2 separate regions of the Homo sapiens genome follow, and region 1 is linked to region 2. A link is an interaction called in ENCODE POLR2A ChIA-PET data of the cell type or tissue named here. Cell type or tissue: A673. All regions are shown on one strand. Links, peaks and the distances in the headings refer to the core of each region. The heading gives the core; the rest is flanking DNA.

Region 1 (15,269 bases), core at 4,522-12,521, 160 kb after region 2:
CCACCTGCCTCGGCCTCCCAAAGTGCTGGGATTATAGGCATGAGCCACCGCACCCGGACAGAAACTTCATTTTATAGATTATTGTGCCCTCTGTGTGGTGATAGCTTTTGAACTCTTAAAGTGAGAGCTACAACTTTGTTTCTTGGCCAGGTGTTAGTTATTTTGATCTATTTGGTTCAAATCCTGTCAATATAATTATGCAGCCTTCTATTTCTTTATCATTTTACAAATACTTCTAATTATTTTTACTTAGCTTATGGTTATGGTTACTATTCTTCATTACATCATTCTTAGTTGAACCAGTGAACAGACCTCAAAGTTTTTTTTTTCCCTGATTCATTACTAGATAATTTGTGTCAATAAATATCCATGCAAGTAAATCTTAGTCTTTTGGGAACAAGCGAAGGCACATTGGTCATCTCATAAATTAGGATTGAGATTCTACGGCTGAGGATCTGGTGCTTCTTCATTCTATTTTGCTTGTTTGCAAACTGAAAATAAAATGAGTCACAAAGATAACCTATGGATGTCAAAAGATAATTGTTTTTATGTCAAAAGATAATTGTTTTATGGATCACAAAGATAACCTATGGATGTCAAAAGATAAAAGTACTTAAAAACAAAAGAATTGTTTTTAAGTACTTTTGATAGTCTGTGGTTGGTTTGGGGAGTAGTATGGAGAAACATACCATGCATTAACAAAGGGGAAAACTTTTTAAGTATTTTAACCCTGATGTTTGAAGAGTTTAAAAAAATATTATCTATGGGTGAGCCAGAAGGGAGCAGAGTACTCATTTGTGATATAAATTGCCTTTTCTGAGTGCAACAGATAGTATTTAGCTGTTCGCTTTCAAGCATTGCATATTCCTCTGAACTCATTGGAAGATCTAACCTTGATAAAATATGTGAGTTATAGAAAATTAATACCCGTTCGTATCTGAAAAAGAAAATAAAAATTACATTGAGCAGTCAGTTATGTCCTGTAAAGCCATAAGTTTGTGCCAAACAGCTTAGGTGCTTTACCATTTTGCCAAAGAACAAAAAACAAAACTTGACCAGGTGTTATTAATTTATTCTATTTTTAATATATAATTTGCACTTAGGTAGTAAATCAAGTATAACAACTAAAGAAGTCATGTGCCCTTTCTCAAGTCTTGTGATATGCACATAGCATTAATTTGAATCTATAAAGGTATTTTGAAATGTAAATCAAATTAATAATAGTCTTATCAGATCTTATTATGGCATATAATTAACTAGGTGAGTATCAGGTGATTACTTTCTCTTAGCTTTTAAATGTCTCCAGTTATGTTATTTCACTAAAGTTAGCAGTATATTCTAATTTTCACATGGATATCCCTGAAGAGTTACATGTAAGTAAATAGAAATTTGGTTAATTCCATTCTATTTTAAAGAAAATGGAGGTTCTTAAAACTTAAGATAATCCTTGGTGAGTATTTTAATGTGACCTAAATAAAATTTTTATGAAATGAATAGCTTCATGATTAAAACTGTAAATTTGAATTTTGTTATTTCAGAATTGTTTAAAACAGGTCGTCCTTATTATATTATTAGAAGTTTGAATTGTGGCTTCTCTACTATATATACTAATTGTTTGGTCTTGGGCAAATCACTTTACCTCTTTAAGCCTTAATTACTCAACTCTTAAAAAAGAGATTATGCCTACATTATAGAGTTCCTGAGTATTTTGTGAAGTAATTTTATAAAACTCTCAGGATGCCTGGCTCGTTGTAAAGATACTAAGTATAAATAGGTATAGATACAAATAAAAACTATAATAGCCCAGTAAATTGTGATTGAAGGTAGAGTTTGTGACTTATAACTGTTAATTTTGTACCGTGTAGTTTTTACTAGTTATTTTATCTATAGACTCCTATATAGTAGGAAAAAAACAACTCATTTTCCCCTGCTGCACATATCCAGCACAGAACACTTTTGGTCACCAAAATGTGTTTTTTTTTTTTGGTTGTTATTTCGTTTTCTTTTCTGTACCACACCAACCATTTCTGCAGCAGACACCAATAGGATTTCCTACAGTTTAACCCAATTCTGACACTAACCGGAATTAGTGCAAACCCCACTGGGTAAGATCCCAGTACCACACAACTGCTCCCAACTTCAGACATCAATCGAAAGCTCCAGGTGGTAACCTGTACTGTTGACTAACTGGCTATAAATTGAAGGTTCCCACGATCCCTTCCTGTGGTTCAATTATTTGCTGGAGTGGCTCATGGAACTTTGGGAAACACTTATGTCTACTGATTTATTATAAAGAATATTACAAAGAATACAGATGGACAGCTAGATGGAAAAGATGCATAGGGCAAGGTATGTGGGAAGGGACGTGCATCTTCCATGCCCTCTCGGGGTGGGCTACCATCCTAGCACCTCCATGTGTTCAGCAACCTGGAGGCTCCATGAATCCTGTCCTTTTGGGTTTTTATGGGGGCTTCTTTCCTATAGCCAAGATTGATAAATGACTGGCCACTGGTGATTAACTCAACCTCCTGCCCCTCACCTCTTTCCAGAGGTTGGTGGAACTGAAAGTTCCCAACACACTAATTACAAAGTTGGTTCCCTTTGCAATAAGCCCCTGTTCTGAGGCTATCCAGGACCACCCAGCCATCTTATTAGCATACAAAAAGACACCATTTTGGAGACTACAAACGTTTTAGGAGATGAGTACCAGGAAATGGGATGAAAACCATTTGTATTTCTTATCATAAATCACAATATTACAAGCCCCAAATGCCTAGTAACTCTTTCTTATATATTCCTATATTTCTAGGTAACAATTCAATTGTTCTATGGATATTTAAATGAAAACACTGAAATATTTAGTGTCAATAGTTGGGAAAATTCACAAATAATGAATTATACTCTATGAGTTTTATGTAATATTCTTTCCTTTACCACGGTAAAGGAAAAATTGTTAATAGTCAAACTGTTGGCTTCAGAATTTATGGCAGTGGTTGAATTTATTCCAGAAAATTTGTCTCATGATCTGTCTAGACATGAGCATAGGCAGAAATAATGAGTCTGGATTTTCAGTTATATCAGTTACTTTGTAATGAGGACAAGGTAAAATCAGTATTCTATGAGTGGTGGGAAGCTTTGATTCCTTTAGTCCCACTGAGGGTAACATTAAAGGTGCTTGCAAATGCAGAAATATTCTTAGCCTAGGATGTAGAAATAATGGTTTTCTGCTTAATTTATGAAACAAACATTTTCCTACAAAGTATTCTACATACTGTATACTGCATTGCTTAATGTAATGAGGCAGATTTCAGCTTTATAGATAATTATATTGAGTGCCAATCTGCCTATCAGTAGAGTTTTATCAAGTTCCTATAACATTTGCAAAGCAGTGGTTGCTGTTGGTGTTGCGGATATAGTAATTTTACAAGAATTAGAATTAGGGAAAAAGAAGGAAGATGTGTTTCAATCAGTCTCTGAACATTAACTCACTTAATCGTGAAAACTATCCTGTAGGGTTGATAGTGGTATTCTCATTTATGAGGAGTGGAGTATGGAAGACTTAAATTAAACCTAGAGAAAAGTAGAGTTTCAGAAAAATGGAAAGGACGAAGGAATTTCACATTTAAAAATGAGTATGTGGAAGAATTGTTAGCAAAAGAATGGAGGGTATGAATTTAGCCAAGTTTATTCCATAGTTTTCAGTCAGGAATTTTCTTCTGATGAACTTGCACACTAATTTCAAAACACACATTCATTCTTTGGTTCCTAGAAGGTTATATGAAATTCAGATACATAGATTCACTTTGATGTGTTAGAGCTTTTTACTAGTTAGTGATCTGTTGAATAAGTTAAGGGACACTAAAATTTAGTATTTGTAAATGTTGAAATAAATTTTCTTTTTTTGGTGATTGTTTTAGAGCTATGATTCAGTATTTTCCTGAGAAGTCCGGCTGCCACAAATGTTTGGGAATCTTATAAGGCTCCATCTGCAAATGCTCATGACCAGATATTTCCTGCGATGATTTTTAATGTAATATTTTAATTTTTCAGCTAAGCAGACTTAGTTTTCCTTTGGAATTTTATCAATGCACCATCAGTATTGCCTTGAGTTAACTGTGGTTTTTGTGTTACTATTATGTAGGAAATAATATTAGGTTTTTCTTTGGTTGATCATTTTGTTATATAATTCCTATACAATTTTTATTGCTATTTATTTTGGTCCTCACCACTTCTTCTGCCTTTTTTTTTTTTTAAATCACAGATTGTTTATGTATCAGAATACAATTTGCCACAACTTCAGGGGCTGTGGTTAAGTTTGAAAACCAAGGATTACATTCAGTTATTTTTGCATACTCTCTAACTTTCTTAAACATACTCAACTGAATGGATACATTCCCATTCTGTCAGTGCCGTGCCTCCTGTTAACATTTTTCTACACTAGAAGCTCTTCCCATTTTTGCTGAGAGAGTGTCTGGCATCTTCTCCCAGCCTCCATTCCTAATGATGGCTAGAGCTAAGAATGTATTGCTGCTTTCTTTTGTTCCTTTTTTTTTTTTTTCAATACTTTTAAGTTCTGGGATACATGTGGAGGTTTGTTCTTGGGATACATGTGGAGGTACATGGAGATACATATGGGATACATGTGGAGGTAAGTTCTTGGGATACATGTGGAGGTTTGTTACATAGGTATACACGAGCCATGGTGGTTTGCTGTACCCATCAACCCATCATCTACATTAGGTATTTCTTCTAATGCTATCCCTCCCCTAGCTCCCTGCCCCCAGCAGGCCCTGGTGTGTGATGTTCCCCTCCCTGTGTCCATGTGTTCTCATTGTTCAACTCCCACTTATGAGTGAGAACATGTGGTGTTTAGTTTTCTGTTCCTGTGTTAGTTTGCTGAGAATGATGGTTTCCAGCTTCATCCACGTCCTTGCAAAGGACATGACCTCATCCTTTTTTATGGCTACATAGTATTCCATGGTGTATACGTGCCACATTTTCTTCATCCAGTCTATCATTGATGGGCATTTGGGTTGGTTCCAAGTCTTTGCTATTGTGAATAGTGCTGCAATAAACATATGTGTGCATGTGTCTTTATAGTAGAATGATTTATAATACTTTGGGTATATACTCAGTAATGGGATTGCTGGGTCAAATGGTATTTCTGATTCTAGATCCTTGAGGAATTGCCACACTGTCTTCCATAATGGTTGAATTAATTTACACTCCCACCAACAGTGTAAAAGCATTCCTATTTCTCCACACCCTCTCTAGCATCTATTGTTTCCTGACTTTTTAATGATCGCCATTCTAACTGGCATGAGATGGTATCTCATTGTGGTTTTGATTTGCATTTCTCTAATGACCAGTGATGATGAGCTTTTTTTCATGTGTTTGTTGGCTGCATAAATGTCTTGTTTTGAGAAGTGTCTGTTCATATCCTTTGCCCACTTTTTGATGGGATTGTTTGTTTTTTTTCTTGTAAATTTGTGTAAGTTCCTTGTGGATTCCAGATATTAGCCCTTTGTCAGATAGATAGATTGCAAAAATTTTCTCCCATTCTGTAGGTTGCCTATTCACTCTGATGACAGTTTCTTTTGCTGTGCAGAAGCTCTTTAGTTTGATTAGATCCCAATTTGTCAGTTTTGGCTGTTGCCATTACTTTTGGTGTTTTAGTCATGAAGTCTTTGCCCATGCCTATGTCCTAAATGATATTACCTAGGTTTTCTTTCAGGGTTTTTATGGTTTTAGGTCTTACGTTTAAGTCTTTAATCCTTCTTGAGTTAATTTTTGTATAAGTTGTAAGGAAGGGATCCAGTTTCAGTTTTCTGCATATGGCTAGCCAGTTTTCCTGGCACCATTTATTAAGTAGGGAATCCTTTCCCTATTGCTTGTTTTTGTCAGGTTTGTCAAAGATCAGATGGTTGTAGATGTGTGGCGTTATTTTTGAGGCCTCTTTTATGTTTCATTGGTCTATATATCTGTTTTGGTACCAGTACCATGTTGTTTTAGTTACTGTAGCCTTGTAGTATAGTTTGAAGTCAGGTAGCATGATGGCTCCAGCTTTGTTCTTTTTGCTTAGGATTGTCTTGGCTATACAGACTTTTTTTTTTGGTTCCATATGAAATGTAAGTAGTTTTTTCTAATTCTTTGAAGAAAGTTAATGGTACCTTGATAGGGATAGGATTGACTGTGAATTTCTTTGGGAAGTATGGCCTTTTTCATGACATTGACTCTTCCTATCCATGAGTATGGAATTTCTTTCCATTTGTTTGTGTCCTCTCTTATTTCCTTGAGCAGTGATTTGTAGTTCTCCTTGAAAAGGTCCTTCACATCCCTTGTAAGTTATATTCCTAGGTATTTTATTCTATTTGTAGCAATTGTGAATGGGAGTTCACTCATGATTTGGCTCTCTGCTTGTCTATTGTTGTTGTATAGGAATGCTTGTGACTTTTGCACATTGATTTTGTATCCTGAGACTTTGCTGAAGTTGCTTATCAGCTTAAGGAGTTTTTGGGCTGAGATGATGGGGTTTTCTAAATATACAATCGTGTCATCTGCAAACAGAGACAATTTGACTTCCTCTCTTCCTCTTTGAATACTCTTTATTTCTTTCTCTTGCCTGATTGTCCTGGCCAGAACTACCAGTACTATGTTGAATAGGAGTGGTGAGAGAGGGCATCCTTGTCTTATGCCAGTTTTCAAAGGGAATTCTTCCAGCTTTTGCCCATTCCGTATGATATTGGCTATGGGTTTGTCATAAATAGCTCTTGTTATTTTGAGATACATTCCGTCAATACCTAGTTTATTGAAAGTTTTTAGCATGAAGGGGTATTGAATTTTGTTGAAGGCCTTTTCTGCATCTATTGAGAAAATCATGTGTTTTTTGTCATTGGTTCTGTTTATGTGATTGATTATGTTTTTTGATTTGCATATGTTGAACCAACCTTGCATCCCAGGGATGAAGCTGACTGGATTGTGGTGGATAAGCTTTTGGATGTGCTGGTGGATTCAGTTTGCCAGTATTTTATTGAGAATTTTTGCATCAATGTTCATTGGGGATATTGGCCTGAAATTTTCTTTTTTTGTTGTGTCTCTGCCAGATTTTGGTGTCAGGATACTGGCCTCATAAAATGGGTTAGGGAGGAGTGCCTTATTTTCTATTGTTTGGTATAGTTTCAGGAGGAATGGTACCAGCTCCCCTTTGTACCTCTGGTAGTATTCAGCTGTGAATCTGTATGTTCCTGGGCTTTTTTTGGTTGGTAGGCTATTAATTACTGCCTCCATTTCAGAACTTGTTGTTGGTCTATTCAGGGAATTGACTTCTTCCTGGTTTAGTCTTGGGAGGATGTATGTGTCCAGGAATTTATCCATTTCTTGTAGACTTTCTAGTTTATCTTCGTAGAGGTGTTAATAGTGTTTTCTGATGGTAGTTTGTATTTCTGTGGGATCAGTGGTGACATTCTCTTCATCATTTTTTATTGTGTCTATTTGATTCTTCTCTCTTGTTTATTAGTCTGGATAATGGTCTATCTTTTTCGTTAATCTTTTCAAAAAACCAGCTCCTGTATTCATTGATTTTTTTGAAGTGTTTTTTGTGTCTCTATCTCCTTTAGTTCTGCTCTGATCTTAGTTATTTGCTGTCTTCTGCTAGCTTTTGAATTTCTTTGGTCTTTCTTCTCTAGTTCTTTTAATTGTGATGTTAGTGTGTCGATTTTAGATGTTTCCCACTTCGTACTGCCATAAATTTCCCTTTTAACATTGCTTTAGCTGTGTCCCAGAGATTCTAGTACGTTGTGTCTTTGTTCTCATTGGTTCAAAGAACTTCTTTATTTCTGTATTAATTTCATTATTTACCCAGTAGTCATTCAGGAGCAGGTTGTTCAATTTCCATGTAGTTTGGCAGTTTTGAGTGAGTTTCTTAATCCTGAGTTCTAATTTGATTGCACTGGTGTGTGAGAGACCATTTGTTATGATTTTTGTTCTTTTGCATTTGCTGAGGAGTGTTTAACTTCCAATTATGCAGTCAGTTTTAGAATAAGTGCTATGTGGCACTGAGAAGGATGTAGATTCTGTTGACTTGAGGTGGAGAGTTCTGTAGATGTCTGTTAGGTCCACTTTCTCTAGAGCTAGTTCAAGTCCTGTATATCCTTGTTAATTTTTTGTGTTTTTGATCAGTCTAAAATTGACAGTGGGGTGTTAAAGTCTCCCACTATTGGGAGGGAGTTTGTGTGGGAGTCTAAGTCTCTTTGTAGGTCTCTAAGAACTTGCTTTATGAATCTGGGTGCTCCTATATTGGGTGCATATATATTTAGGATAGTTAGCTCTTCTTGTTGCATTGATCCCTTTACCATTATGTAGTGCCCTTCCTTCCTTCCTTCCTTCCTTCCTTCCTTCCTTCCTTCCTTCCTTCCTTCCTACCTTGCTCCCGCCCTCCCTCCCTCCCTCCCTCTCTCTCTCATTCATTCGTTCATTCGTTCAAAGTCAGTTATATCAGAGTCTAAGATTTCAAGCCTGGCTTTTTTTTGCTTTCCATTTGCTTGGTAAATATTCCTCTATCCCTTTATTTTGAGCCTGTGTGTTTCTTTGCACGTGAGATGGATCTCCTGAATACAGCACACTGATGGTTCTTGACTCTTTATCCAATTTGCCAGCCTGTGTCTTTTAATTGGGGCATTTAGCCTGTTTACATTTACGATTAACATTGTTATGTGTGAATTTGATCCTGTCATGATGCTAGCTGGTTATTTTGCCCGTTAGTTGAGCAGTTTCTTCATAGTGTTGATGGTCTTTACAATTTGCCTTGTTTTTGCCTGTACCAGTGTTTTCTTTCCATATTTAGTGCTTCCTTCAGGAGCTCTTGTAAGGCAGGTTTGGTGATGACAAAATCTCTCAGCATTTGCTTCTCTGTAAAGGATTTTATTTCCTCTTTGCTTATGAAGCTTAGTTTGGCTGGATATAACATTCTGGGTTGAAATTTCTTTTCTTTAAGAATGTTGCATATTGGCCCCCACTCTCTTCTGGCTTGTAGGGTTTCTGCAGAGATCCACTGTTAGTCTGATGGGCTTCAAGGGTAACCTGACCTTTCTTTCTGGCTGCCCTTAGCATTTTTCCTTCATTTCAACCTTGGTGAATCTGATGATTATGTGTTTTGGGGTTGCTCTTTTCGAGGATTATCTTTGTGGTGGTCTCTGTATTTTCTGAATTTGAATGTTGGCCTGCCTTGCTAGGTTGGGGAAGTTCTCCTGAATAATATCCTGAGGAGTGTTTTCCAGCTTGGTTCCGTTCTTTCCGTCACTTTCAGGTACACCAGTCAAACGTAGGTTTGGTCTTTTCACATAGTCCCATATTTCTTGGAGGCTTTGTTCATTCCTTTTCATTATTTTTTTCTCTAATCTCGTCTTCACACTTTGTTTCATTAAATTGATCTTCTATCTCTGATATCCTTTCTTCCCCTTGATCGATTTGGTTATTGATACTTTTGTATGCCTCACGAAGTTCTTGTGCTGTGTTTTTCAGCTCCATCAGGTCATTTATGTTCTTCTTTAAACTGCTTATTCTGGTTAGCAATTCCTCTAACCTTTTTTCAAGGTTCTTAGCTTCCTTGCGTTGGGTTATATCATGCTCCTTTAGCTCAGAGGAGTTTGTTATTATCCACCTTGTGAAGCCTACTTCTGTCAGTTCATCAAACTCATTCTCTGTCCAGTTTGTTCCCTTGCTGGTGAGGAGTTGTGATCCTTTGGAGGAGAAGAGGTGTTATGCTTTTTGGAATTTTCAGCCTTTTTGCACTGGTTTTTCTTCATCTTTGTGGATTTGTCTACCTTTGGTCTTTGACGTTGGTGACCTTTGGATGGGGTTTTTGTGTGGACATCCTTTTTGTTGATGTTGATGCTATTCTTTTCTGTTTGTTAATTTTCCTTCTAACAGACAAACCCCTCTGCTGCAGGTCTGCTGGAGTTTGTTGGAGGTCCACTCCAGGCCCTGTTTGCCTGGGTATCCCCAGCGGAGGCTGCAGAACAGCAAAGATTGCCGGCTCTTCCTTCCTTTGGAAGCTTCGTCCCAGAGGGGCACTGGCTAGATGCCAGACAGAGCTCTCCTGTATGAGGTGTTGTTAAACCCCTGTTGGGAGGTGTCTCCCAATCAGGAGGCACGGAGGTCAGGGACCCACTTGAGGAGGCAGTCTGTTCCTTAGTAGAGCTTGAGTGTTGTGCCAGGAGATCTGCTGCTCTCTTCAGAGCTGGCAGGCAGGAACGTTTATGTCTGCTGAAGCTGCACCCATAGACTCCCCTTCCCCAAGGTGCTCTGTCCTAGGGAGATGGGAGTTTTACCTATAAGCCCCTTACTGGGGCTGCTGCCTTTCTTTCAGAGATACCCTGCCAAGAGAGGAGGAATCTAGAGAGGCAGTCAGGCTACAGCAGCTTTGTGGCACTGCCAAACTTCCCTGATGCTTTGTTTACACTGTGAGGGGAAAATCACCTACTCAAGCCTAAGTAATGATGGATGCCCCTACCCCCACCAAGCTCAAGTGTCCCAGTTCGACTTCAGACTGTTGTGCTGGCAGTGAGAATTTCAAGCCAGTGTTTCTTAGCTTGCTGGGCTCCGTGGGGGTGGGATCCGCTGGGCTAGACCACTTGGCTCCCTGGCTTCAGCCCCCTTTCCAGGGGAGTGAATGGTTCTGTCTCTCTGTCATTCCAGGCACCACTGGGTTATGAAAAAAGAAACTGCAGCTAGCTCAGTGTCTGCCCAAATGGCTGCCCAGTTTTGTGCTTGAAACCCAGGGCCCTGGTGGCTAGGCACCTGAGGGAATCTCTTGGTCTGTGGGTTGCAAAGACCGTGGGGAAAGCATAGTATCTTGGCTGGAGGGCACCGTTCCTCACGGTGCAGTCCCTCATGGCTTCCTTTGGCTAGGGAAGGGAGTTCCCTGACCCCATGCGCTTCCTGGGTGAGGCGATGCCCCATCCTGCTTTGGCTCACCCTCCATGGGCTGCACTCACTGTCTAACCAGGCCCAGTGAGATGAACCAGGTACCTCAGTTGGAAATACAGAAATCACCCGCCTTCTGCATTGATCTTGCTGCAAGCTGCAGACAGGAGCTGTTCCTATTTGGCCATCTTGCCCTCTTTTGTTACTTTTAATCAGAGCCTCTCCTAGATGCTGCCATGGTAGTTTGGAGCCTCCACTGAGTCCCTACTTTGCTGTCTGTTTCCTTTTGGTCTCAGAGTGGTCTAGGACTTATGACTCTTAGGATATTTAGCTCAGAGGTGTTAAATATTCTTAAAAGGAGCAAGAGCTTTTAGCTATACTATTTAAGATTCTGTGGGTTAACAAAGCATTATAAGACGGTTCTTAAGATTGAGAATTTTTAGTAATAGGCTTCTAATGAACACATGAAAGACCTGTAGCCTTTGTAAGTTGGGAAATTCCTATAGGAATCTCTAGTAATGCTTCTCTTTTATTCCTGATATTAGTAATTTATGACCTCTCACTTTTTTTTCCCTCTGATCAGCCTGGCTAGAGGTTTATCAGTTTTCTTGATCTGTTCAGAGAACCAGTTTCCAGTTTTTGCTTTCATTGATTTTTTTTTTCTTTTTTTTAGGCAGTATCTCACTTTGTCACCCAGGCTGGAAGGCAGTGGGGGCGATCACTGCTCAATGCAGGTTCTACTTCCTGGGCTCAAGCAGTTACCCTGCCTCAGCCTCCTGAGTTGCTGGGACTACAGGAGGGCACCACCACACCTGGCGAATTTTTTTTTGTTTTTAGGAGAGACAGGATCTCCTTATGTTGCTCAGGCTAGTCTCGAACTCCTGAGATCAAGCAATCTTCCCACCTGGCAAAGTGCTGGGATTACAGGCATAAGCCACTACACTGAGCCCTGATTTTTTTTTCCTATTAGTCTGTTTTCCATTCCATTGATATTTGGTTTTTATTATTTCTTTTCTTCTCTTTAATTAAGATTTAATTTGCTTTATTTTTCTAGTTTCTAAAGGTGGAAGGGATGGCAGCAGCAGTCACTGCAAAGACACCAGCTGCAGTGGGGAAGGTATGGCTGGCGCTGCCCTGTACATGGAGCCAGTGGGAGCTGGGAACAGGTGGGAGTCCCGCCCCATTCTGAGATGGTGGGGCAGGAGCCCTGTGCTCCTGCTGGCAGCTGCAGCTGCCCACCTGTGGTTGTGGATCTGGGCATCCCTGCACTCTCGGGGGTCTGGGAAGCCCCACTGCCCCTCCAGGCTTGGAAGCGCCTGCTCCTGCTGCCTGGCCTTTTCCTGCTCCCTGAGCCTGTTCCAGGGTAGAGCAAGTTGGGCCAAGCCTGGGTGTGGTGGCAGCCCAGTGGGGTGTGCCCATGCTTGGGGCAGCACTGACCTGCCAGCCCCCTGTCACCTCAGCCCCCTCTGGACTTTGGGGAATGAGGAGCATGAGAGGGAGGCCGATGGGTCCCTCTGTGTGACCTTGCAGGTGCCCCTCCCACAAGCAGAGTGGGTACCCTGGACAACATGATTGATTGTGGCAGGAGGCAGATGGGCTTCTGGGTGGAAAGGGGTGAGTCCCTGATGAAATCCTACATTCAAGCCAGGAACAGTCTGAAGCCTGGGGCCTGGCCTGTCAGTTCTGAGTGGAATCAGCAGCCCCAGAGTGAGAACTTACTGTGCTCTTTATGAGCCTGCCCGTGGCCACCCATGGACCAATTAGCATGCACTTACTTCCTTTTGAGCCCATAAAAATCCCAGACCCAGCCAGACTCACACAGACGTTGGGACTACCAGCTGTGGAAAGGAGCTATCCACTCTGCTGAGAGCTGGACACTTGTCTAGATGACCTGCAGAGAGGAGCTACCCCCTTCCAGTCTCCTCAGAGCTGTTCTTTTGTTCAGTAAAGCTCCTCTCTGCCTTGCTCACCTTCCAGTTGTCCACATACCTCATTCTTCCTAGATGTGGGATAAAAACTCTGGACCAGGTGAATGGCGGGACTGAAAGAGCTGTAACACAAACAGGACTGAAATACGTCCCCCTGCTCACCATGTTTGGGGGTGATGAGAAGGAGAGAAGAGCTGCAGCTCTGCAGGAAACCCAGACCTAGGAGCTCCCAGAGCCAGAGCTATGACACCCTCTTTGGGGCTCTGTGGTTTCTGTTATCTCCAAGCTTTCCAGTGTCACCATGTTCCTCTTGTCCAGACGTGGGTGCCTGCAGTGGAAGCCACTTGCGGTGCATCTGATCCAGCCTCAGGCTTGCATGGAGAAAGTGCCTGGAGCTGCCCACCCTGCTGCAGCAGCTGGCATGCCTGGCTGTGCGCTCTTGCCAGACCCTGCACTCACTCATGCACCCGTCACTGCTCTGTGCCAGACTCGCCTTTGGCAGGTGTGGGATCTGGGCTGATGGCATGAGCCGTGCACAGCGTATCAGGCCGAGGGGGTGGAATGAGCCCAGCGGGCCCAAGAAAACTTGCACAAAAGGTGCCACCAGCCACAGAGGTTTCCAGCTGGAAAAGCGGCATCCTGCGGATCCCTAGAAAGAAACTTAGATTATTGATTTGAGGTTTTTCCAAGTTTTAAATTACAGATATTAAATGTTATACATTTTCTTTTACGTGTTTCTTTAGTTACATCTGCAAAATTTTGACATCTTGCAACAGTTTGAGTCCTCTGAGAAGCAGATGCCAACATGGGTTTAAATGTGCAAAAAATCTATTAGGGAAAAATGCCTGTGTGAGAAAATGAAAAGGGAGCTGTAGGAGACTAAGAGAGTCATCAGACTCTGATGTAGGTTTGACCCCAAGTTAAGAAAGAACGAGGGTGGGTAAAAGCATCTCATACTACAGTGTATTTCTAAGGAAAGTGGTAAGTTGACTGGGGAGTTCTTGTGCCAGAGTTTTCTGTCAGAGAAGTCTCATATCACCCAACCAGGGAACTACATTAGTATTCCTGCCTTACTCAGTCATTGGCTGGAAGCAGCCCATGGGAATCATGGCCTTGGTGTAAATGCAGAGATGGATTGCAGAGTGCAGCAGCTGGGGCCCTTGATCCCAGTCCTTATACTCCATCATAGTTGTTATTGAGTTCTAGTTACTATAGTCAAAGAACATATGTTAAAGGATTTCAAAAATCTTTTATTAAGATTTTTTTTTTGAGTCAGAGTTTCATTCTTGTTGCCCAGGCTGGAGTGCAAATGGCATGATCTCTGCTCACCACAACCTCTGCCTCCTGGGTTCAAGCGATTCTCCTGCCTCAGCCTCACGAGTAGCTGGGATTACAGGCATGTGCCACCATACCCGGCTAATTCTTTGTATTTTTAGTAGAGACGGGATTTCACTGTATTAGCCAGGATGGTTTTGATTTCCTGACCTCAGGTGATCCGCCCACCTCAGTCTCCCAAGGTGCTGGGATTACAGGCATGAGCCACCGCACTTGGCCCAGATTTTTAAAAATTGCTCAGAGTGTGGTCTGTCTTGGTGAATATTGTTTTGTGAACTTGAAGATAATTTCTATTTGGCTCTTAGGCAGAATGTTTTGTAAATGTCAGTTAGGTCAAGTTACTTGATGTTAAAATTTCCTGTTTTCTTACTGATTCTCTCTCTCTCTCTTTCTCTCTCTCCCTCTCTCCCTTTCCATTTCCTTTTCCCTTTCCCTCCCTTTGTATCTCCCCTTTCTGTCCTCCCTCTCTCACACCTTTCTCTCTCACTCTCTGTCTCTCCTTTGTCTATTATTTTTCTAGTCTATATTTTATGTGTGTACTTTAGGTGGCTGCTATTATTAAGCCTTCAATTTCAGTGATCTTCTGTAGTGTCTAAGCTGTTATTTATCTTATTTGTTATGTTTTTCATTTTAAAATTGTGTGTGTTTTTAACACATACAACACATAAAGTTGTGTGTGTTTTTAACACATACAACACATAAAGTTGTGTGTGTTTTTAATCTTTAGATGTTCTGTTTGGGTCTTTTTTGCACCTTTGATTTCTCTCATCATTCATATTTCTTCTCTACCTTCATGAACATGTGGAATATATTTATGCTAGCTGTATTAATATCCTTGTCCTGCTAATTTCACATTTCTGTCCTTTCTGAGTCTGCTTCTATTGACTGATTTTTTTTTCCTGAAGTGCGTTACATATTTCTGTCTTTTTGGAATACCTGGTAATTTTTGGTATTCCATTAAATATTATAAGACTTTGGGGATGCAGTTAAGTTAGCTATAATCTATTATATCCTTGCAAATCTTGCTTTTAAGCATTGTTAGCATGTACAAGAACAGATTTTAATGTTAGGCTAATTTAGCTC
Region 2 (15,269 bases), core at 4,050-12,049:
ACACTTTCCGTCTTTCAAAGGGCTTCTTACACTTGATCCTCACTTGTGAGATGGATTAGGAAGGACAATATTATTAACTTTATTTTACAAATAAAGAAACTGAGACAGAGTAGCTAAGTAACTGGATATGGGGGCTAGAAGCCTGAGCTTTCCCATCTTTGTTTACACAATTCAGTCTCATTTTTAGTATATCAAAACATATAGATAAACCTCAAGCTCTTTAATGGCTATAACATATTTCATGGGTATTATTTTAATTATCTATTTTAGATAATTTAGATAATCATTGAAGACATGTTGATGAACATGTCTTTTTTCCCCAAGCTTTTTCTTGTATGACTAATGTTTTATTACTATCTTTTCACACATATCTTTGAGTACTTGTATGAATATTTTGTTAGGGTAAATTGCTAAAAGTTAAATTGCTGAGTCAAAGGGTATATATATATTTTTACATATATATGTGTGTACATGTATGTGTGTGTATATATATACCCACACATATATACATACACCCACCCACACACACACACACATACACACACACACACACACACACACATATATATTTTTTCAGACAGTGTCTCACTCTGTTGCCCAGACTAGAGTGCAGTGGCACAGTCACAGCTCACTGCAGCTTCCACCTCCTGGGCTCAAGCAATCTTCCCTCCTCAACCTATTGAGTAGCTGGGACTGCAGGTACACACCACCATGCCCCACCAATTTTTTTATTTTTGTAGAGACAGGGTTTCACTACATTGCCCAGGCTGGTCTTGAACTTCTGGACTCAAGCAATCCTCCCACCTCAGTCTCCCAAAGTGCTGGGACTATAGGTGTGAGCCACCATGCCCAACTGGGGTAGATGTATTAAAATTTTGATGTATATTATTTGATTGGCCTTCAAAAATGTGTACCATTTTGTACTACCCTTGACAATATACAAAAAACTATCTTTCCCTAAATGCCTGTTTAATCTTCGCGAATAATTGGGAAAATGCGGCAAATTTAAAATTTTTCATTTTTATTATTAATGCAGTTAGCATCTTTCAAAATTATGTCTAAGTAAATATAAAGAGATGATAAGAAAGTGTACAAATCTAAAGTATACAGGTCAATGGCTTTTTAACATATGTATCATCTGAGTAACCATCATCCAGATACATAACACATTTCTACTATTAATACCTCAGAAAGTTCTCTCTTGCCACTTTACCCACCTACCCAGAGACGATCAGGCAAAGTGAATTATTATTAGAAGTCAGAAGACTTCTAATATTAGATGCTGACTTGTAATATTAATTCATTTTGCCTGTTCTTGAATATAATATCAATGAAAGCAAATAGTTTTATGACGTCTATGCTCAACATAATACCTGTGAAGGCTGGGCATGGTGGCTCACGCCTATAATTCCAGCACTTTAGGATGCCAAGGTGGGCAGATAGCCTGAGGTCAGGAGTTCGAGACCAGCCTGGCCAACATGGCAAACCCCATCTCGACTAAAAATACAAAAATTAGCCGGGTGTGGTGGTGTGTGCCTGTAATCCCAGCTACTCAGGAGTCTGAGGCAGGAGAATTGCTTGAACCCAGGAGGCAGAGGTTTCAGTGAGCTGAGATCGCACCACCGTACTCCAGTCTGGGTGACAAGAGCGAAATTCTGTCTCAAAAAAAAAAAAAAAAAAAAAATATATGTATATATATATATATATATTTGTGGACTCATTCATGCTGTTGTGCATATTAGCCATTCATTCTTTTTTATTAATATGTTATATTCCATCATATGACTACAAATTAGATTAGTTATCCACTCTGCTGCTAATGGGCATTGGAGTTGATTCCAGTTTTTTACTGGAATAAATAAAGCTGCTGTCAACATACTTGTATATGTCTTCCATTGGGCATAAATTCTCATATCTCTTGGTTATATACCTGAAGTGGAATTGCTAAGTCAAAGAAGACATACAAATGACCAACAGATGTATGAAAAAATGCTCAGCATCACTAATCACCAGGAAAATGCAAATTAAAGCCACAGTGAGATATTGCCTCATATCTGTTAGAATGGCTGTTATCAGAAAGATGAAAGATAAGTTTTGGCAAGGACACAGAAAATAGAACCCTTGTACACTGTTGGTGGGCATGTGAATTAGTACAGACATTAGGGAAAACAGTATGGAGGCTCCTCAGAAAATTAAAAATATAACTATCATATGATATAGCAATCCCACTTCAGGGTATATACCCAGGGGAAATGAAATTAGTATGTCAAAGAGACATCTTCACCCCTAGGTTTATTGCAGCATTCTATTTACATATACGTAAGACGCTAACTGCATTAACAATAAATCACCAAGATAAGTCAGCCTAAGTGTTCATTGATGAATGAATGGATAAAGAAAATGTGTATACTATACAGCCTTAAAAAAGAAGGAAATCTTGTCATTTGCAACAACATGGATGAACCCGGAGCACATTATGCTAAGTGAAATAAAGCAGGCACAGAAGACAAATACTGCACAATCTCACTAAAATCTGTGAAATCTGAAAAAGTCAAACTCATAGAAACAGAGTAGAATGGTGGTTGCTAGAGGCTGGGAGGGCGAGGGGGGATGTTGGTTGAAGGGTACAAAGTTTCCGTAAAGAGGATGAGTAAGTTCTGGAGATCTATTGCACAACATGGTGAATATGGTTGATAATAATATATACACAAAAATTGCTAAAAGAGTGGATCTCAAAACGTTCTCACCACACACAAAAAAGATAACTATGTGAGGTGATGGATATGTTAATTAGCTTGATCATAGTATGATTAAAGTATAAATTATTATAGTCATTTCACAATGTATACATATATTAAAATATCATGTTGTACACTGTAAATATATACAATTATTATTTGTCAATTATACCTCAAAAAAGCTGGCCAAAAAATTGCTGAGTCATAGAGTATGTGTGTGTAGCTTTAACAGACACTGTCAGAGAGTTTTCCAAAGTTACACTCCCAACAGCAGTTGTATGAGAGTTCCAGTTGCTCCACATTCTTCCCAATATTCAGTATTTTCAGTCTTTTAAGTTTTTAGACTCTCGTAAATGTGTAATGGTGTCTTGTAGTTTAAATTTGCACTTGCCTGAAGAATAATGATGTTGTCTATCTTTTCATACACATAATGGCCATTTGGATATTCTCTTTTGTGTGGTACTTATTCAAGCCTTTTGCCCATTCCTTATAAAAATATTTTTGTCTTATTTGATTTGTATAAGTTCTTTATAGATTCTGGAAAGAACCCCTTTGTTAGACAGATGGATAGATAATGATAATATTATCCTTGCCTGTGACTTGCCTGTTCACTCTTTTATGGATATTTTTTAGTAAACAAAAAACTTTTTATTTCCATGAAGTCCAATTATGTTTTTATTCTTGTATGGTTATTGTCTTTTTATCCTGTTTAAGAAATCTTTGCCTACCCTAAAATCATGAAGATTCTCTCCTATTTTTTTCTAGAAGTTTGATTTTTTTAATTTGATATTTATATTTTTGAGCAATCTTGAATAATTTTTGTATATGGTATAAGGTGGAGGTCAAATCTATTAGTTCATTTTCATGCTGCTGATAAAGACATACCTGAAACTGGGAACAAAAGGAGGTATAATTGGACTTACAGTTCCACATGGCTGAGGAGGCCTCAGAATCATGGTAGGAGACGAAAGTCACTTCTTAAATGGTAGCAGTAAGAGAAAAATGAGGAAGAAGCAAAAGTGGAAACCCTTGATAAACCCATCAGATCTCCTGAGACTTACTATCACAAGAATAGTATGGGAAACACCAGCCCCCATGATTCAATTACCTCCCCCTGGGTCCCTCCCACAACATGTAGGAATTCTGGGAGATACAATTCAACTTGAGATTTGGGTGGGGACACAGCCAAACCATATCACCAACTTTGTGTTATTTTTCTCCATCTGGATATCCAAGAGTTCTAGCCTCATATGCTGAAAAAAACCTGTACTTTCTGTTTTCTTTTCCTTTTTTTTTTTTTTTTTTTTTGAGATGAAGTCTTGCTCTGTCTCCAGGCTGCAGTGCAGTGGCGTGATTTCAGTTACTGCAGCCTCCACGTCCCAGGTTCAAGTGATTCCTCTGCCTCAGCCTCCCGAGTAGCTGGGACTATGGGCGTGCGCCACCACACCTGGGTAATTTTTTGTATTTTAGTAGAGACAGGGTTTCACCATCTTGGCCAGGATGGTCTCAATCTCCTGACCTCCTGATCCACCCACCTTGGCCTCCCAAAGTGCTGGGATTACAGGCGTGAGCCACCGCACCATGCCAAAACCTGTACTTTCTACCACAGAATTGCAGTGGCCCCTCAGAGGAAAAGCATTCAATGGTTCGCCATTACATATGTCAGCCATAGTTTCTGGGCTTTCTGCAGATAGCTGTTGTCAGATTAAAAAAATTCCCTTCTATTCTTAATTTGCTGAGCTTTTTTTTCCTGAGTGGGTGTTATATTTTATCAAATGCTTTTTCTGTATTGATTAAGATAATTATATGGTTTTCTTTGATAAACCATAGTTGGTAATGATGTGCTATCTTTTTTATTTCTCTGTATTCAACTTGCTAATGTTGTATTTATAATTTTTACAATAAAATGTATTATGATTTTCTGATATATAACGTATTATTTATATTTTTCTAAAGCATATTAATAATCCTTTCCATATGCAGAAAAGATTTTTGTTTTGGCATCAAATTTATGTTAGCCATAATAAAATATGTTAGCCACAAAAACAGTGTTCTCTTTTTCTCTAATCTCTGAAAGGGTTTGAGAAAGATTGTCATTATTCCTTCTTAAATATTTGGAAGAAGTCACCTTTGAAGACATCTGGGCCTGGATTATCTTTGTGAAATTAAAAAAACATAAATTTCCTTCTAAGCACTGTTTAAGCTATATTCCACAAATTTTGATGTTTTATTTTCATTATTCTTCGATTCAAAGTATTTTCTAGTTTTGTTTGTGATTTATTCTTTGGCCCGCAGGTCATTTGGAAGTATGTTCCTTAATTTTTATACATTTTGGAATTTTCTACTTATCCATCTGTATTGGTTTCTGGTGGTCAGTGAATATACTGTATATTATTTCAGTACTTTGAAATTTTTTAAGACTTGCTTTATGCCCCAGCATGTGGTCTATCTTTGGTATGTGCTTGAAAAGAATGCGTATTCTGCAGTTGCTGGGTATAGTGTTCTATAAATATCAATTAGGTCAAGTTGCTTAATAGTGTTGTTTAAATATATCTGTATTGACTTTTTGGTCTTCTTGTTTTTAACAGTTACTAAGAGATGTCTGTTAAAACCAATTAAGGCCAGGCTTGATGGTTCAAGCCTGTAAACCTAACACTTTGGGAGGCCGAGGTGGGCAGATCACTTGAGGTCAGGAGTTCGAGACCAGCCTGGCCAACATGGAGAAACCCCATCTCTACTAAAAAAAAAAAAAAAAAACGCCAGGCGCGGTGGCTCATGCCTATAATCCCAGCACTTTGGGAGGCTGAGGCAGGCAGATCACAAGTTCAAGAGTTCGAGACCAGCCTGGCCAACATGGTGAAACCCCGTCTCTACTAAAAATACAAAAATTAGCAGGGCTTGGTGGTGCACGCCTGTAATCCCAGCTACCTGGGAGGCTGAGGCAAGAGAATCACTTGAAGCTGGGAGGTGGAGGTTGCGGTGAGCCAAGATCTCGCCATTGCACTCCAGCCTGTGCAATAGAGTGAGACACCATCTGAAAAAAACAGAAACAAAAATTAGCCAGGCGTGGTGGTGGGCACCTGTAATCCCAGCTACTCGGGAGGCTGAGGGAGAAGAATCGCTTGAATCTGGGAGGTGAAGGTTGCAGTGAGCCAAGATCCCACCACTGCACTCCAGCCTGGGCGACAAAAAAACCTCCAATTATGATTGTGAATTTGTCTATTTCTCCTTTTAGTTCAGCTCATATATTTTAAAGTTATGTTATTATGTCCAGACAAATTTAGAATTGTTGGGTCTTCCTATTGAAGCAAACCTTTTTAGTATTATGAAATGTTCTTTCTTATCTCTAGTAATACTTCTTGCCTGAAAGTATACTTTGTCTCATAAATATGGTCATATCAGTTTTCTTTTCTTTCTTTCTTTCTTTTTTTTTTTTTTTTTTTTTTTAGACAGAGTCTCACTCTGTCACCCAGGCTGCAGTGCATGATCTCAACTCACTGCAACCTCCGCCTCCTGGGTTCGAGCAATTCTCCTGCCTCAGCCTCCCGAGTAGCTGGAATTACAGGCGCATGCCACCGCAACCAGCTAATTTCTGTATTTTTAGTAGAGATGGGGTTTCACCATGTTGGCCAAGCTGGTCTCAAACACATTACCTCAAGTGATCCACCAACCTGGGCCTCTCAAAGTGCTGGGATTACAGGTGCGCGCCACTGCACCCTGCACCTGGCCTCCAGCTTTCTTTTTTTCTTTTCTTTTTTTATTTTTGAGACGGAGTCTTGCTCTGTAGCCCAGGCTGGAGTGCAGTGGCGTGATCTCGGCTCACTGCAAGCTCCACCTCCCTGGTTCACGCCATTCTCCTGCCTCAGCCTCCCTAGTAGCTGGGACTACAGGTGGCCGCCACCACGCCCGGCTAATTTTTTGTATTTTTTAGTAGAGACGGAGTGTCACTGTGTTAGCCAGGATGGTCTCAATCTCCTGACCTCGTGATCCGCTGGGATTACAGGCTTAAGCCACTGCGCCCAGCCTCCAGCTTTCTTTTTATTAATATTTTCATGCTGTCCTTTTCCCATCCTTTTGCTGTCATCTGTGTCTTTATGTTTAAAGTGTGTTACTAATGAACAATGTATCATTTAGTGTTTTATAAAGAAAACTGATATTCAGTTACACTTAACGAACTTACTGATATGATCTCATGTAACTCTACCATCTATTTGTTTTCTGTTGGTTTCATCTTGTCTATATTCCTCCTTTCTAACTTGTTTTCTAATAATTAAGTGGTTTGGTCTTTTTTAAGAGACGGGGTCTCACTCTGTTGCCCAGGTTGGTGTACAGTGGTGTTATCATAGCTCACTGTAACCTCGAACTCCTGGGCTCAAACATTCCTCCCACTTCAGCCTCCCAAGCAGCTAGGACTATAGCTATGGGCCACCATACCTAGCTAATTTTTTAACTTTTTTGTAGAGACGGAGTCTCTCTGTGTTGTCCAGGATAGTTTCAAACTCCTGGCCTCAAACAATCCTCCCACCTCAGCCTTCCAAAGCATTAGGATTACAGGCATGAGCCACCCTGCATAATCCATTAACTTTTTATTTCATTTTATTTTGTCTCCACTTAATTTTTATTTTTTTTTAGTAATTACAAAATGACATAGTCAAACTATTAAGTCCTCCTTTTCAGAAATATGGTATATTTCATTCTTTATTCAGGTCACGTTAAGCCTGCAGTGAGTTAAGCGGTGCCCCCTTGAAATTCCTGTCTACATGGAACCTCAGGATACAATCTTATTTGAAAATAAGGTCCTTGAATATATAACTAAGGAAAGAACCTGGTGTGGTGGTGCCTGTTGTCCCAGTTACTTGGGAGGCTGAGGCAAGAGAATTGTTTGAGCCTAGGAGATTGAGGCTGCAGTGAGCTAGGATCACGCCATGACATTCCAGCCTGGGTGACAGAATGGGACCCCATCTCTAAAACATATATATATACACACACGTATATATGCAATATATATGTATATGTACACACACATATATGTGTATATACACATATATGTGTATATATGTGTGTATATATACACATATATGTGTATATGTGTAAATATATACACATATATGTGTATATGTGTAAATATATACACATAAGTGTATATATATACACTTATATGTGTAAATATATATGTGTGTAAATATATATATAACATACATATATGTGTGTGTGTGTGTGTATATATGTGTGTGTATATATATATAGTGCCATGGCTGGCTCATGCCTGTAATCCTAACACTTTGGGAGGCTGAGATAGGAGGATTGCTTGAGTCCATGAGGTGGAGGCCAGCTTGGGCAACATTGTAAGGGGCCATCTCTACAAAAAATTTTAAACCTAGCTGGGTGTGGTGGCACACACCTGTACTCCCAGATACTCTGAGATAGGAAGATCGCTTCAGCCTGGGAGGTTGAGACTGCAGTGAGCTATGATTATGCCACTGTACTCCAGCCTGGGTGACATAGCAAGACCCTTTCTCAAAAAATTATATATATATGTGTATATATATATAGATATATATATACACATATATGCTCAAATAGTGCCCAATTTCCAAGTTCCATATATATATATATATATATATATATATATATATATATATATATATATATATAAAGGATTGAGATGAGATCTTACAGGACTATTGTGGTCCCTAAATTCATTGAGAGTATCCTCATAAGAGACAGAAAAGGACACACAGAGGTGCAGAGAAAGCAATGTGAAAATAGAGGTAGAGATTGAAGCAATGTGTCTTTAAGCCAAGAGACACCAGGAATTGCCAAAACCACTAGAAGTTAGAATAGCAGCATGAACAGTACCTCCCTCATGGCCTCTAAAACCAACTTTGCTGACACTTTCTTTTAAGACTTCTATGTCCTGAACTATGAGAGAATAAATTTCTATTGGTTTAAGCCACCCAATTTATGGTGATTTGTTATGGCAGCCCTAGGAAACCAATCCAAACCCTTCAGGAAAGTTTTAGAGTTTATTAATATAAATCTTGTAAAAGTCTTGTTAAATTTATTCCTAGAGATTTTATTAGATAGTTTTATTGCTACCATGAATAAATTTTTTTTTTTTTTGAGACGGAATCTTGCTCTGTCATCAGGCTGGAGTGCAGTGGCATGATCTTGGCTCACTGCAACCTCCAGCTCCCGGGTTCAAGTGATTCTCCTGCCTCAGCCTCCTAAATATCTGGGACTACAGGCGCGTGCCACCACGCCCAGATAATTTTCGTATTTTTAGTAGAGACGGGGTTTCACCATGTTGGCCAGGATGGTCTCGATATCTTAACCTCATGATCCGCCCACCTCAGCCTCCCAAAGTGCTGGGATTATAGGCGTGAGCCAGCACACCCAGCCCTTGAATAAAATATTTTTAAAGACCTTTTATTTGATTACTGCTGGGGATTAGGGAAGCTATGATCTTTTATCTGGCCTTCTTATTGAATATGGGTGTAACTATTTTTTTTATTATTCCCATTGACTTTCTAGGTTGACCTCAAAAAACAACTTGAAGAAAATAAAATTTTATATTCCCACCATCTAGATATTACCACAGTAAACCTAAGTAGATTTCTTTGTGTTGACTGTCTCAAATTCCTTGTGTAAAATATCCTAGGTCATGATATAATGGTTTTTAATACACTACCATATTTATTCCATTAATATTTTATTTATAACATATCTATTCTGACTGGTGAAACTGCTCTATTGTCATGGTTTTGTTGTTGTTGTTGTTTTGAGAAGGGGTCTCACTCTGTCACCCAGATTGGTGTTCAGCAGCATGATCATGGCCCACTGCAGCTTTGACCTCTGGGACTCAAGGGATTCTCCTATCTCAGCCTCTAGCATAGCTGGGACAACAGGTATGCGCCACCACGCCTGGCTAATTTTTTAAATTTTTTATGGAGGTGGGGTTTTGCTATGTTGCCCAGGCTGGTCTCAAACTCCTGGACTCAGGCAATCCTCCCACTCAGCTTCCCAAAGTGCTGAGATTATAGGCATGAGCCACTGCACCTGGCCTTCACCATCTTCTAAATTAGTTGAAGCTTATGGATGCTAAAAACAGTTGATTAAGCAAACTTGATTATAATGCAGCAGTGTTAATTTAGGCCAAAATGTATGCCAAAATAAAGCAGTGTTGTTGATTCTATCTATGAATTTAGGTATGTATGTATGTATCTCTCTCCCTCTCTCTCTCTCTCTGTCTACCTATTTATCTATCTACCTGGTTTCTTGGGCCTGGCCTTGAATAACTGGATGATTTATAGAGGGGGTTTTGATTATTGTCTCTCCCAGGCAGTCTGAAGCAACAGGACTCAGAGTTGCTGCTGGAGTTTAACTGGTTAGAAAAAAAAAAAAAAACACAATTCCTCCCTTAACGAAACAAAAGACTCACTTTCTTCTGCTCAAATAGTGCCCAATTTCCAAGTTCCTTACATACCTGATTGAAAACTGGAAGTCCATTTTTTAAACTTTGTAATTCCTTTTCTGTTATCAGTTTTAAATAATCTTTACATTTCTTGCAACTCTGCTTACATTTCCTATGCTTTACTTACAAGTTCATTACGAGCTGCTCCGCTGTCTACTCCATTGCTTTCTTGCATCCCATGTGGCAATGGGATCTCTCTGCAATTATTTGTAGTAATCTGTCCTCACTACCCCACCAGGCCAAAGTGTTGTAAAACAGTTTTTCCATGCCATTCTGAAATTTCAGAATGTGTCTAGATAAGATATGTAACTTTTTTTTTTTTTTGAAGTGAGTCTTGCTCTGTCGCCCAGGCTGGAGTGCAGTGGCACGATCTCAGCTCACTGCAACCTCCGCCTCCCGGGTTCAAGCAATTCTCTGCCTCAGCCTCCCAAGTGGCTGGGATTACAGGTGCCCACCACCACGCCTGGCTAATTTTTTTGTATTTTTAGTAGAGACGGGGTTTCACCATCTTGGCCAGGCTGGTCTTGAACTCTTGAACTTGTGATCCACCCGCCTCGGCCTCCCAAAGTGCTGGGATTACAGGCATGAGCCACCGCACCCAGCCCCCCTTTTTTTTTTTTTCGAGGTAGGGTCTTGCTCTGTCATCCAGGCTGGAGAGCAATGGTGTGATCTCTGCTTACTGCAACCTCCACCTCCTGGGCTCAGTTGATCCTCCCACCTCAGCTTCCTGAGTAGCTGGGACTACAGGCCTGCACCACCACACCCTGCTAATTTTTGAATTTTTTGTAGATACAGGGTTTCACCATGTTGCTCAGGCTAGTCTCGAACTCCCGGGCTCAAGCAATCCACCCACCTTGGCCTCCCAAAATGCTGGGATTATGCACTTGAGCCACCACGCCCAGCCGAGTCTTTTTTTTTTTTTAATTCGTCCTGTTCTGTACTTAATAGGTCCTTTCAATCTAAAGTTTTACATATCAATTCTGGGGGATATCCTGTTATTTTTATCATTCTTTTCTCTCTGTTCTCTCTTCCTAGAACTCCTCTTGGACAAATATTTATTTATTTATTTATTTTATTTATTTATTTTTTTGAGACACAGTCTCACTCTGTTGCCCAGACTGGAGTGCAGTGACACAATCTCAGTTCACTGCAACCTCTGCCTCCTGGGGTCAAGCAAGTCTCCTTTCTTAGCCTCCTGAGTAGCTAGGATTACAGGCCCTCACCACCACACCCGGCTAATTTTTGTATTTTTAGTAGAGACGGGGTTTCACCATATCGGCCAGGCTGGTCTCGAACACCTGACCTCAGGTGATCCTCCCACCTCGGCCTCCCAAAGTACTGAGATTACAGGCTTGAGCCACCACGCCCAGCCAAAATATATATATATATATGTTTTTAGTTGTTCTGCCTCTCTTGACATTTTTTCGCCCAAATGTAGAAAGCTGGGAGGAAAGGGAGGCTCTGCAACCCACCAGCATCATAGCAAAGATGCAGTAGCCTCGGTTCCATACCACCCTCTAGTTTCTGATCAACTGAAAATCTTTTCCTTAAAATGAGCATAGTGTAATCATGGGAGGAGAAGAATGTGGCTGTGGAAAGGACATTTGGAATTCTGCAAAATGTTTAAGGCCTATTCATTCCATGTGTATCTCTCCCTTCATTTGTAGAGTTCCTATCCACTTCAAAGGCTTCTCTGAGTGCTGACAAGGAAGAAAGTTCTGCTAAATTGGAACCTTTTAAATAGATCAAGATTTTCAACATATCCCAAACATGGTTAGATTAGATGCAGATAAATCTCAACCACATCACAATGTTGATGGGATCATTCATTTCCTTTCTTTTTAGCAGCAGAATAACTGTCATTCCCAAACACACATCAGGCATTTAACCCTAACAAATGTTGTAGTAATCAAAATAGAGGGTGAACAGCTTATCCAGTTTCCCATCTGTGCTTCAGCTGGGATGTTTAATTTTCATTTCCTCCTTTCACTTGACATCCTAACCTAGTCAGGGAGGTCTGATAGCCCTTTCCAGGGGATGTTGTTATTTCCTTATTCTTACATAAGAGCCGGAATTCCATTTGGAAAGAGCAATTATATTGAGCTTGATCAATAACCTCAAAGAACAAAGAGAAAAAAATTACCTGTTATCAGACTTTAATATGTACTTGATGTCCATGATTTGTGTTATTGTGTTAATTGTAGGGTCACTAGCAATTAGATTTAGCTATTGTTAACATCTAAAATTGATTTAAATGCTAAAAGAATCAATACTTGAGCTAAATGTTTAAATATCAGGACACTAAGAAGCTACTGAGTCTTCTTAATTGAATTATTCTCTGCTTTCTGCATTTTAGAAGACTGGGCCTATTTCAGAGAGATGAAAGTAATAGATGTCTATATTGTAAATGACAATGTAAATACTTGCTATGGTTATAGAAATGAAGGCGGTTGCACAGGTGGGAGTCATGGTAAGTATAGCTTGTGAAACTAAAATACTTGGTTGGGTGTGGTGGCTCACACCTCTAATTCCAACACTTTGGGAGGCTGAGGCAGGCAGCTCTCTTGAGCTCAGAAGTTTGAGACCAGCCTGGGCAACATGATGAGACCCCCATCTCTACAAAAAATTAGCCAGAAATGGTGGGGAGGGCTGTGATTGTGCCACTGCACTCCAGCCTAGATGACGGAGTGAGACCCTGTCTAGAAACAAAATATCTTGGCAGTCAAATTTCACAAACGATTATAGTAACTACAATGGCTTATGTTTTTGAGCACTTACTGGATGTTTAACACTCTTATTTTATTTTTCTCATTTAATCTGCACAACAACCGTATGAAGTAGGTACTAAATGAGTCAGTGTAATCAATACAATATCCATGTTTGACTACACTGACTTGCCTCCCACCAAGTCACAGATGGGAAGTAGGGGTATTGGGTTGAAGCCCAGGTCTTCTGACTACAGATCTAGAACCTATAACCACTGTGCTACGTTTTAGCAGTTGCGATTTTAAATATTCTAAACAGAGTCTTGACAGAGCTTAAAGTGTGGGAAGTCAAAAAGACTGATACATTCAGACACGCTTTGGAGTTTACAAATGACTTACCCTTATTGTTCATCAGTTTTACTCTCTTGTTAATTCCGATACCACCAAAACCCTAAATATTGTTTATTGGAGTCTACAGTTATAAAGGAAACTTACAAAGTTTTTAAAAACAAATTCGACTCTTTACATTCTCCCTATTTTCTAATTGAGAATATTAGAGTATATACAATCACAGACCACAGAAACATTCATGAATCTGAGTTGAGAGAAAGCTAACCTAGGTCAGTGTGCGTGTGTGTGTGTCCATGTGTGCACACAAATAAGGGTATGCCGGGCTGGCTGTCAGTGGAGAGGTTTCTTGGTTATATTAAACTTCTGCCAAATAAATTGCTTTTAAACATTGTCTCTGTTTTAAAAACAGCAAGACTCCTTGGAGCAGATTATCCTTGTTCTTTTTTGTTCTGAAGAACCACTTGAGAAGCAGATCTTAGTTATGCAAATTATATCAAGTAGGACCCTGGGCCCTGGGGAAAGTGTATAACAGGTTCTTTTGTGGCTTGACAAAGGCTGCTCTTACCAGTAGCCTTTGGTTTGCAAGCCTGGACCCTGGAGAAGGGAGGGGAGTAAACTGAGTAAATTTGCGGAAATGCCTGAAGAAAGTTTTCTTTTCTGTGGTTCAATATTATAGCTGAACCACAATATTATCTCTGAAGGACTGAGATAATTTGACCAAGGCCAAATGATAGGAAAGGATGCCAACAGACTGCAAATGGAAATTACCCCAAGCCAAGGAAATTCTGACCTGGTAGCCTGGTTCAGCAGCAGCACAAAGAGAGTGTGAGTGGTCTTGGTATAGCATGTTGGTGAGGCTAGACGTCCCTCCTCTGACATTGTTGCCTGAGCATAGTGGACATGCTTTAGACTCAAATGATTGAGCACGTGAGGGTAAAGCTTGTACCCCAAGCCTGCAGTGTTCTGGGCCCATCCTTTCTTGGTTCAGCAATTTTAAAACAACGCAAGTTATTTGAACCCCAAGCTATTGAAGTGTAAATAGCAACAATATTTTAACACACACTCCAACTTCCCCAGTTCTTTTTTTTTTTTTTTTTTTTTTAGATGGAGTCTCGCTCTGTCGCCCAGGCTGGAGTGCAGTAGTACCATCTCGACTCACTGCAACCTCTACCCGCTGGGTTCAAGTAAGTCTCCTGCCTCAGCCTCCCTAGTAGCTGGGATTACAGCGTGTGCTACCGTGCCCAGCTAATTTTTGTATTTTTAGTGGAGACAGAGTTTCACCATGTTGGCCAGGCTGGTCTCAAACTCCTGACTTCAAGTGATCTGCCCGCCTTGGCCTCCCAAAGTGCTGGAATTACAGGCATGAGCCACTAAGCCTGGCTTTTTTTTTTTTTTTTTCAGAGATGAGGGTCTTGCTATCTTGCCTGGATAGACTCAAACTCCTGGACTCAAGTGACTCTCTCGCCTAAGCATCCCAAGTAGCTGGGACTATGGGCATGCTCCACCACACCTGGCTAACTATTGAGAGTACACCAAGAGTTTTATCGTAGGGACTTAAGAATCTCAGGAGAAATAGGTAAAATGGTCAACAGCTTTTATGTCAGCCTGAGGTGATACAAAGACCTGTAATCAGTAGACTGGGTCTGATTCTTAGCTACCATTTAAAAACAAGAGCTTAACTTTCCTTCACTCATTGAACAAATATTTCTTTCTTACTTTATTTGGTAGAATAAAGAGAAACAATCTTACTAAAAATACTTAAGGCTGAGAACGGTGGCTCACACGTGTAATTCCAGCACTTTGGGAGGCTGAGGAGGGCAGATAGCTTGAGTTTGAGGCCAACCTGGACAACATCATGAAATCCCATGGCTACGAAAAATACAAAAATTAGCAGGGCATGGTGGCACATGCCTGTAGTCCCAGCTACTTGAAAGGCTGAGGTGGGAGGATCACCTGAGCCCAGGGAGGTCAAGGCTGTAGGGAGCCATGATCTTGCCACTT

What was found. ChIA-PET counts read pairs that join two places held together with the same protein. Peaks named below come from ENCODE experiments on the same cell type or tissue, not always from the same donor. Only the 100,000 strongest peaks of a DNase experiment are listed, where the experiment ranks them.
Region 1: POLR2A ChIA-PET joins it to region 2 with 5 read pairs; 3 of 35 experiments call an interaction of 5 or more read pairs at or near these places.

What each region holds. Positions count from the first base shown.
Region 1 is chr14:60,826,560-60,841,828 of GRCh38, forward strand. The region is part of intron 6 of MNAT1 (MNAT1 component of CDK activating kinase); the gene reads left to right. Among named protein-coding and RNA genes, the nearest start is that of MNAT1, 99 kb to the left of the region's middle. In A673, for the core only: no CTCF peak of the experiment used is centred there; DNase peaks (open chromatin) are centred at 8,142 and 8,492; H3K27ac peaks cover 2,226 bases.
Region 2 is chr14:60,665,968-60,681,236 of GRCh38, forward strand. No RefSeq gene overlaps it. Among named protein-coding and RNA genes, the nearest start is that of SIX1, 24 kb to the left of the region's middle. In A673, for the core only: no CTCF peak of the experiment used is centred there; no DNase peak of the experiment used is centred there.